2 separate regions of the Homo sapiens genome follow, and region 2 is linked to region 1. Evidence: chromatin loops called from intact Hi-C (ENCODE). Cell type or tissue: heart left ventricle. All regions are shown on one strand. Each heading gives the region's core, and the rest is flanking DNA. Links, peaks and the distances in the headings are about the cores only. Region 1 overlaps ZNF280D (zinc finger protein 280D). Region 2 has its middle 46 kb from the start of ZNF280D.

Evidence for each region. Hi-C counts contacts between places; a loop is a spot of excess contacts. Peaks named below come from ENCODE experiments on the same cell type or tissue, not always from the same donor. Only the 100,000 strongest peaks of a DNase experiment are listed, where the experiment ranks them.
Region 2: it touches region 1 in a loop (2.0-fold over the local background); 1 of 110 quality-filtered maps calls a loop at or near these places.

The regions. Positions count from the first base shown.
Region 1 is chr15:56,682,514-56,686,915 of GRCh38, forward strand. All of the region lies in intron 9 of ZNF280D (zinc finger protein 280D), which reads right to left. Among named protein-coding and RNA genes, the nearest start is that of ZNF280D, 49 kb to the right of the region's middle. In heart left ventricle, for the core only: no CTCF peak of the experiment used is centred there; no DNase peak of the experiment used is centred there.
Region 2 is chr15:56,777,333-56,781,734 of GRCh38, forward strand. No RefSeq gene overlaps it. Among named protein-coding and RNA genes, the nearest start is that of ZNF280D, 46 kb to the left of the region's middle. In heart left ventricle, for the core only: no CTCF peak of the experiment used is centred there; a DNase peak (open chromatin) is centred at 2,281.

The DNA.
Region 1 (4,402 bases), core at 184-4,183:
CTTATTCTTTAAAAAAACCACATACCAAAAAGTGATTGTGTGTTTACACCTAAGGCCAGACCATTAAAACTATGCTTGTAATATATCTAGAAAAATAGTCACCAAAAATTTGTGGTGCATGTACATAGTCTAAAAATTCAAATAATAAACACCTATTATCTTCATGTAAAAATTCAAAAAGATTTGAGAAACCCTAAAACCAAGACATGGCCATAGCTCTAACAGCTTTACCCTTGCAATTTGCCTTTTTAGATGTAAATATTTAATAATAATCTGTTCCTTAACTAAAAATCATTCATCTCATGTCCACGTCAAGATGTATAGAAAGGAAATGTTTATATGCCTTGATGTATATATTTAATTATCAAGTGATATATAAAATTTCATAAAGCCTGGTTGAGGAAAAATTAAAATATACAAAAATTATATAATATAGAATAGGCTCCTTAATTAGAAATGTGGATAATCTTCTGTCCCAAATGTAAAATTATCAAATAACATTGCAAAGTTAGTCTATGAACATTAAAGATTACCCTAAAATAGCTATAAATTATGATACCCATAATAGATGATAAATTACTTGCTGTTTTTCTATTTTTTTAACAGAAAAGTAGGATAGGATCAGATTTTTTAAATAAACATATAAACTTTGTTCACAGAGTACCTTTTAAACAATGTTTCATATCTCTATAAAAGAGCTGAATAATAAACCATTGACAACCAAAAATGGACAACAACTTGTAGTGAATTAGGGTGAAGGATTTAGTCATTGAGAACGGCAAAGTATCCTTGCTTATCCAAAAAAACAAATAAGCACCTTAAGAGATGAGAACCAAGCTTAGATTTAAGGTTTTATAGGAGGATAGAGCAAGCTACGGAGGGGCATAGCTGAGCTGTGGTACAATATCAACTGGTCATCTTTTATTCAGCCCTGGTACCTTTTAGTTTTATTAATAGATCTTCACTGCAACTCCTTATTTATCCCTTATTTTTGTGGGTTAAAGATTCTGCAAATATTAAATATGTACTTTAATGCCATATACTATAGTTTGACAAATATCAGGCACCATCTATCTATCATTCTTATCTTTACTCCTCCCAGTACACAGACCATGTTCTGTTGCTTTGTTAGTGCCCTAAAAATTTAGGTGGGTTTTTCAGAGCAAAGGAGGTGAGATCCTATTTTTATAGTTAAATAGGGCTTCTCATGTGAACATCCAACATCAGTCAACATTTTCCTCTTTTCCTCCTGAGAGTCATCCAAAAGCTACACAACCAAATTCCACAAATTGGTTTATCATTGAAACTAAGGGTCAGATAAAAGCCACAGACTCCATAATATACGAAAGCACTATTCAAAGAAGCCAACATCGGGCAGATGGCATTTAGCTAGAAGTAAACCAGAGAAGTAAAGGGGACCCAGTGGTAACAGATCTTAAAGGGTCAGTAAAAATACACATCTTAAAGGTGAAACACATATTCTGAATCACAAGGGTATATCCTCTGTTTGCAAAAACAGGTGCAGAAGCTGAGGCAAGAAGGATGGCAGCAGAAGTACCCCAGACCTGATTCAGTACAGAGAAGCAGAAAGGCGGTGCTACATAAAGAATCAGACACACAAGTCACAATTGCAGGAAGCCTTCTGCCCAGCAAAAAGCTGTTTAAACCAGCTAGCAAGCTGTGAGACTATCCTGGCAACCTATGCTTCCTCCTAAAAGGAACTTGTATAAAACAGCTGGCCCAAGAAAATCCAACTTGTTAAACACTATAGGCACTCACATCTAAACAAAAATACCATGTAATAAAAGAAGGCAAATAACAGAAAAATGTAAAATTCTAACAAAAACATCAGAATTATGCTGCCGTGGAGCAGTTGCAGATGAAAACAGTAGCCACAAATTTTAAAAACATAATGAAGCAACTGCCTCTATTTGGAAGACCACAAAGCAAGAAAAGATGCCAAGACAACAAGATATTTAGAAGGAAAAAAAAGAGTGGCAAAATCAAGGGTGAAAGTATAGGAAAAAAATAAAATCAGAGACATGAAGACAAATTAGGAAGGAATACAGTGGTGAGTAGACATTGCAAGGGTGAAAGTATTGGAAAAAAATAAAATCAGAGACATGAAGACAAATTAGGAAGGAATACAGTGGTGAGTAGACATTGCAAATAAAATAAAGGAAACATATTAGTAGGAGAAAAGTCCATTTAAAAAAATTAAGGATTAGAAAAAAAAAGACATATGTCAGGGAAAGAAGATAAAACAAATTCATATTGGAGATGAAATTGTATGGAATAAATATTTTAAAATACAATTCAAATAAACTGTGCTAAATCCAAATATACAGGTTGAAAGAACAAGGTGTATGCCAGAGAGGACTCACCCAAAATTCCCAACACCAAGTTATATCATTATAAAATTATCAGTCTTCAAAACATAAAGAATGTAGACAACCAAAAAGCTACAGACTGCCAAACAAGAAGATCAAACCACTTATAAAAGGCAAAATAATTCAGCTTGTCCCAGATTCCTCAAAAGCAACACTGAATACTAGAAAACGGGAGCTATACCAACAAAATCCTGATAGTGGGATTCAATTTACTTTATATTAGATCAAACTGTCTTTACAGAATGGACTACAGTCAAATTGCTTTGAACATGAACGACCTCACAGAAAGATGTTTTCAGACTCCTCCTAAATGAAATTACTACAGAATGAACTTCAGCCAAACAGAAAACGAAATAAACCATGACAAAAACACTGATGATGAACAGTGGATTATATTTACTGTAGAAAAAGATCAAAACAAATATGACATAAGGTAAAAAAACAAAACAAAACAAAACAAAACAAACAAAAATGTAATGTCATATGCCCTGACAATGGAAAAACAATACAATGAACAAATAAAAATTGGGAGAGGATAAAAGGACAAAGAGTACAAGGTGAAGAGTTCATAGATTGCCTCACAGTTCATAAAGGAATATCAGTTAGAGCCACCAAATAAAGTAATATAGGTATAGACATTTTGACAGCAAAGGTAAACAAATGCTCAGACAATATTGACTAAAATCAAGTAGCAAAAAAGAAGGGAAAGATGGGTGGGTTAAAAACAGGAAGTTTCATGCTACTTTAATCCTTCCTCATAGAAAAGAACAGTAGAGAATTGCTAAAGGAATAGAAGACTAGTGGAGTTATACATTAAAATTAGAAACATAATCAGGAGAACAAAACTACAACTCTCTTAGAAACCTAAGCTACACACACATAAAGCAACCACATTGTGAAAGGCTTTTAAAAAAGAGAGAAAGAAAAATTTTAACAGAACTAAGACCAAATAAATCTATCATATTGGTAAATCTAAACCCACTATTAAAAGAAGAGATTTTCATATAGGATCACAAAAGAAAAATCAACTTTGCTAAAAGCAAAAGGCACACCTAAAACAAAGTAATTCAGAAGAGTTGAAAATAAAAGACTAAACAAAGAATACACCAGGTAAATGGAAACCATAACAGGGGTTGTGAGTCTAACATCAAAGTAGAATTTGGGCTAAAAGGCACTAACCATTAAAACCAAGAAAAGGATATTTTATTAAAATGCTAAAGGATACATTCACAATACAGTTATTTATTTTATTTTTGAGACAGTCTCACTCTGTTACCCAGGCTGGAGGGCAGTGGTGCCATCTCGGCTCACTGCAACCTCCGCCTCCCAGGTTCAAGCGATTCTCTCGCCTCAGCCTCCCAAGCAGTGGGACTACAGGCGTGTGTCACCATGCCTGGCTAAGTTCTTGTATTTTTAGTAGAGATGGGGTTTCACTATGTTGGCCAGGCTGGTCTCGAACTCCTGACCTCAGGTGATCTGCTGGCCTCGGCCTCCCAAAGTGCTGGGATTACAGGTGTGAGCCATGACTCCCGGCCTCATAATATAGTTATAAAAGCTAGATTCTTCTATATCATAAACAACAGCAACAACTTTGAAACAAAATTGCAATATATGAAAGAAAATACTGGTAATGAAAGCTGTGGACTGAAATGTGGTGTTTCCCAATCCAGGACAGATCAAGTGGACTAAATGGAAGTGAAGACACAGAAATATAAATATAATTAATAAGCTATATTTGGTTGATAAATATCGAATTCCATACCCCAAAGGAGAAGTAATATACCTATTTTCAATCTTCCACATAATATTGAATACCCCCTATACTTTACAAAACAAAAAGGATTTGTGAAAACTTGGGCTTTACCATTAAAGAAACTGAGTTTTGAAAGCTAGTTACGCCAGTTAATTGGTTATACAACAATGAGAAAAAATAATCTTAAAGAATTTTCTAAGGATTAATGAAATAATGTATTTAAAGCTTAGTACTGTGTCTGACACATAGTCTCAGATAA
Region 2 (4,402 bases), core at 173-4,172, 95 kb after region 1:
AAAAACAGAGCTGGGCATGGTGGCTCATGCCTGTAATTCTTTGGGAGGCCAAGGCTTGAGGTCAGGAGTTTGACACCAGCCAGACCAACATGGTGAAACCGCACCTCTACTAAAAATACAAACATTAGCCAGGCATGGTGGCACACACCTGTAATCCCAGCTACTTGGGAGGCTGAGGCATGAAAAATGCTTGAACCTGGGAGGCAGAGGTTGCAGCGAGCCGAGATCACGCCACAGCACTTCAGCCTGGGCGACAGACCAAGAGTCCGTCTCAAAAAAAACAAAAACAAAAACAAATACAAAACAAAAAACAAAAAAAAAAGTTTTTCCTGGGTCTTCCTTGAGTCTTCATTTTTAAGGTTTCCTGTGTCACATAAAACTTCCATTACATAAATTTGTTATGCTTTTCTCTTGTTAACTTGTTTTTGTTATAGGGGTGTTGGCCGTGACCTTTATGATGGATAAGGAAAAGGATCATACCTTCCCACCCCATGCTCTTCAGCCTGAAATTCAGTCTTCTTACAGCCTAGTCACCAGTCTTATTTCCAACCTTTTCTTGTACTACTCCTCAGAGGATCCTTCCATTCTCCAAGTTCAGACTCCCCATACATAACACCTGTGTTCCTTCCCATCTTAGTCAAGTGATTTCGACTAGTTAAAATGTCTTCCCTTCACCTTACAATACTTTCTTCAAAGAACAGCTCAAAAGCTACCTCCACTCTGAAGTTTTATTATACATGTCAACCTTCAATAATCTTTCTTTCCCTCTGTCAACCTTCAATAATCTTTCTTTCCCTCAAATTCCTTTAGCACTTACTATAAGCTACTTGACTATCTTTCAAGATACATACACTCACTGACCCCAAATCTTTACTCTCCTAAGAAGACCTAGAAAGGTTTATATCCTCATTCCCTTTGCTAATTATGATTTTATCTTTTTCTTTTATACATAGTTGAATCCACAAACATTTTTTATGCTCTACATGTACCAAGTCTCTGCAGGGAAAAATTATGTTTCTTAAGCAAAAATCTGTAGGGGCCAAGGGAAAGTTTCCTTCCACCCTCTGAAGGTTTGCTGAAAATGAACTGACAATCAACAGATTAACAGGAGAAAAGACATACAGATGTATTTAATATGCTTAGCACAGGGAAATTGTAGGAGAATGATTAGCCAATAACCCAATGAGATCCAGATGTTTATACACCTTCATAAGGGAAGGGGAGATGGCAGGTGTAGCAATTTTGAGGAGTAGTAAATAGTTTTTTAAGGGGAATGAATGGACCCAATCTTTAGTCAATGTTTAGCAAATAATTCTCTTTGGGAACTGAACGGCACCCAAGAACAGACAGTAGTTTGAGACAAAGTTTGTCTGGGCTCTAGGTGTGATGTGTGATTTTCAGTCTCTTCCTCTTCTCTGGTTAAGTTTCAGAGTAGGGTAACAAAGTCGATTGGGTTCCTTTTAGAGGGCCTGGTTTCTAGGTGGATTAGGAACTTTGGAAAGCAGCCTCATCCTGTGCTCTGGGTCTTGTGCTTTATTTCTCAGGGTTTGGTCCTTGCTCCACTTAAAGGTTAACCTTGCTGTTTTCAAATCAGTTTCTGGAATGACCTGGAGTTGCATCTCTTAGGGTCACCCTCACCAGTACATTCCTGGCTGAAGACAGGGATAGTTTGTTTTTGTTTTGTTTTTGTGTGGTCATTTTATATTATTCATTGCCTACAGAGCATCTTTATGAATTTAAAGGAATGTTTGTGGGGTTGAGCATTTTAGAAGGCACTACTTTTCCGTTTGTGGGAAAAGTTGTGAACAAATGAGCTTTCTATTTCAGGGCAATGAACTGATTCTTAATTTTTTTTAGCTGCTGAAATATTTAAAATGCATGGTTTTATTTACTGCTCTTCTACCATAATATATAACAACGAGGATAAGGAGAAATATAGAGGGATAAAATAAACTTACTTAAACTTTTGAAAGTATAATGCTGAAATTGTGAGCCTACTGTCACTCATGTTTGAAATTAGGGCAAAGGTAAAGTAGAGAACAAAAAGTAATGACAAGCAAGGTGCAATTATTTGGACTTTTTATCATTCATTTACTTATTGAGCACCTGATACTGAAAGGTGACAGCATGCTGGTGTCCCTCGCAGCCCTCGCTCGCTCTCGGCACCTCCTCGGCCTGGGTGCCCACTCTGGCCGTGCTTGAAGCCCTTCAGCCCACCGCTGCACCGTGGGAGCCCTTCTCTGGGCTGGCCGAGGCCGGAGCCGGCTCCCTGGGCTTGCGGGGAGGTGTGGAAGGAGAGGCACGGGCAGGAACCAGGGATGCGCTCGCGGGCCAGCTAGAGTTCTGGGTGAGCGTGGGCTTGGCGGGCCCTGCACTCTGAGCGGCCGGCCGGCCCTGCCGACCAGGCAGTGAGGGGCTTAGCACCCAGGCCAGCAGCTGCAGAGGGTGCACTGGGTCCCCCAGCAGTGCTGGCCCACCAGCGCTTCCCTCCTCACCGGGCCTTAGCTGCCTCCCCGCGGGGAAGGGCTTGGGACCTGCAGCCCCCCATGTCATGGCTGAGCCTCCCCCCGACCCGCCACCCCTGCCACCCCTGCCACCCCCACCATGGGCTCCTGCTTAGCCCTAGCCTCCCCGACGAGTGCCGCCCCCTGCTCCACGGCGCCCAGTCCCATCGACTGCCCAAGGGCTGAGGAGTGTGGGCGCACCGCACAGGACTGGCAGGCAGCTCTACCTGCAGCCCCGATGGGAGATCCACTGGGTGAAGCCAGCTGGGCTCCAAGTCTAGTGGGGACTTGGAGAACCTTTACGTCTAGCTGAGGGATTGTAAATACACCAATGGGCACTCTGTATCTAGCTCAAGGTTTGTAAACACACCAATCAGCACTCTGTGTCTAGCTCAGGTTTTGTAAATACACCAATCAACACTGTATCTAGCTAATCTAGTGGAGATGTGGAGAACTTTTCTGTCTAGCTCAGGGATTGTAAACACACCAATCAGCACCCTGTCAAAACGGACCAATCAGCTCTCTGTAAAACAGACCAATGGGCTCTCTGTAAAATGGACCAATCAGCAGGATGTGGGTAGGGCCAGATAAGAGAATAAAAGCAGGCTGCCTGCGTCAGCAGTAGCAACCTGTGGGGCCACCTGTGGAAACTTTGTTCTTTTGCTCTTTGCAATAAATCTTACTACTCTTCCCTCTTTGGGTCCACACTTCCTTTATGAGCTGTTAATACTCACTGCGAAGGTCTGTAGCTTCACTCCGGAAGCCAGCGAGACCACAAACCCACCAGGAGGACCGAACAACTCCAGACGCGCTGCCTTAAGAGCTATAACACTCACCGCGATGGTCTGCAGTTTCACTCCTGAGCCAGCAAGACCACGAATCCACCAGAAGGAAGAAACTCCGAGCACATCCAAACATCAGAAGGAAAAAACTCCGGACACGCCGCCTTTAAGAACTGTAACACTCACTCTGAGGGTCTGCGGCTTCATTCTTGAAGTCAGTGAGACCAAGAACCCACCAATTCCAGACACAATACCATGTCCATAATAGAGGGATTCCAAAATGAAAAGTCATGGTCCTACCTTTTAGGAGCTTACAAATAAGCTGTTTACGAACGAAGTTAAAAATGCAAAAAGGAGTAAAATTAATAAGCTATAGTAGGAGTAGAGGAAAATAAGATTATTTCACTCCAATTATGTGAAAAAATTTTAAAACTCGGTGGTAGAAACAAAATTTGAGCAATGTCTCTGAAGGCAGTGAGATGTAAACACTATGTCAATATTGTAGAAAGGTCTATTTAGGATTTTGGAACACTGGTAGCAAAAGGAGAGTCTGGCCGGGACACAGGTACGTTGGTGAAATAAGCACAAATTAGAGGCTTTTGTCACTAGACTGTGGAAAACTATCGATGCTCTATTCAGATGAGTGTCATAATTAGAGTTGTGTTTGGCCAGGTGCAGTGTGGCTCACACCTGTAATCCCAGTACTTTGGGAGGTCGATGCGGGTGGATCACCTGAGGTCAGATGTTCAAGACCAGCCTGGCCAACATGGCGAAACGCTGTCTCTACTAAAAATACAAAAATTAGCTGGGCATGGTGGCGGGTGCCTGTAATCCCAGCTACTCAGGGTGCTGAGGCAAGAGAATCACTTGAACCTGGGAGGTGGAGGTTGCAGTGGGGCAAGATCATGTCACTGCTCTCCAGCCTGGGCGACAGAGTGACTGTCTCAAAAAAAAAAAAATTGAGTTGTGTTTAAGGTAGGTAAATTTGACCACAGTGTATTGGTCTAATTGGAATTGAGATAAGAATTCATCTGGACTTCTTTTACAGGACCCTGTTGATAAGACAGTGTGCGATAAAGAAGCCAGCCAAAAACCACCAAAACCAAGATGGCAGCA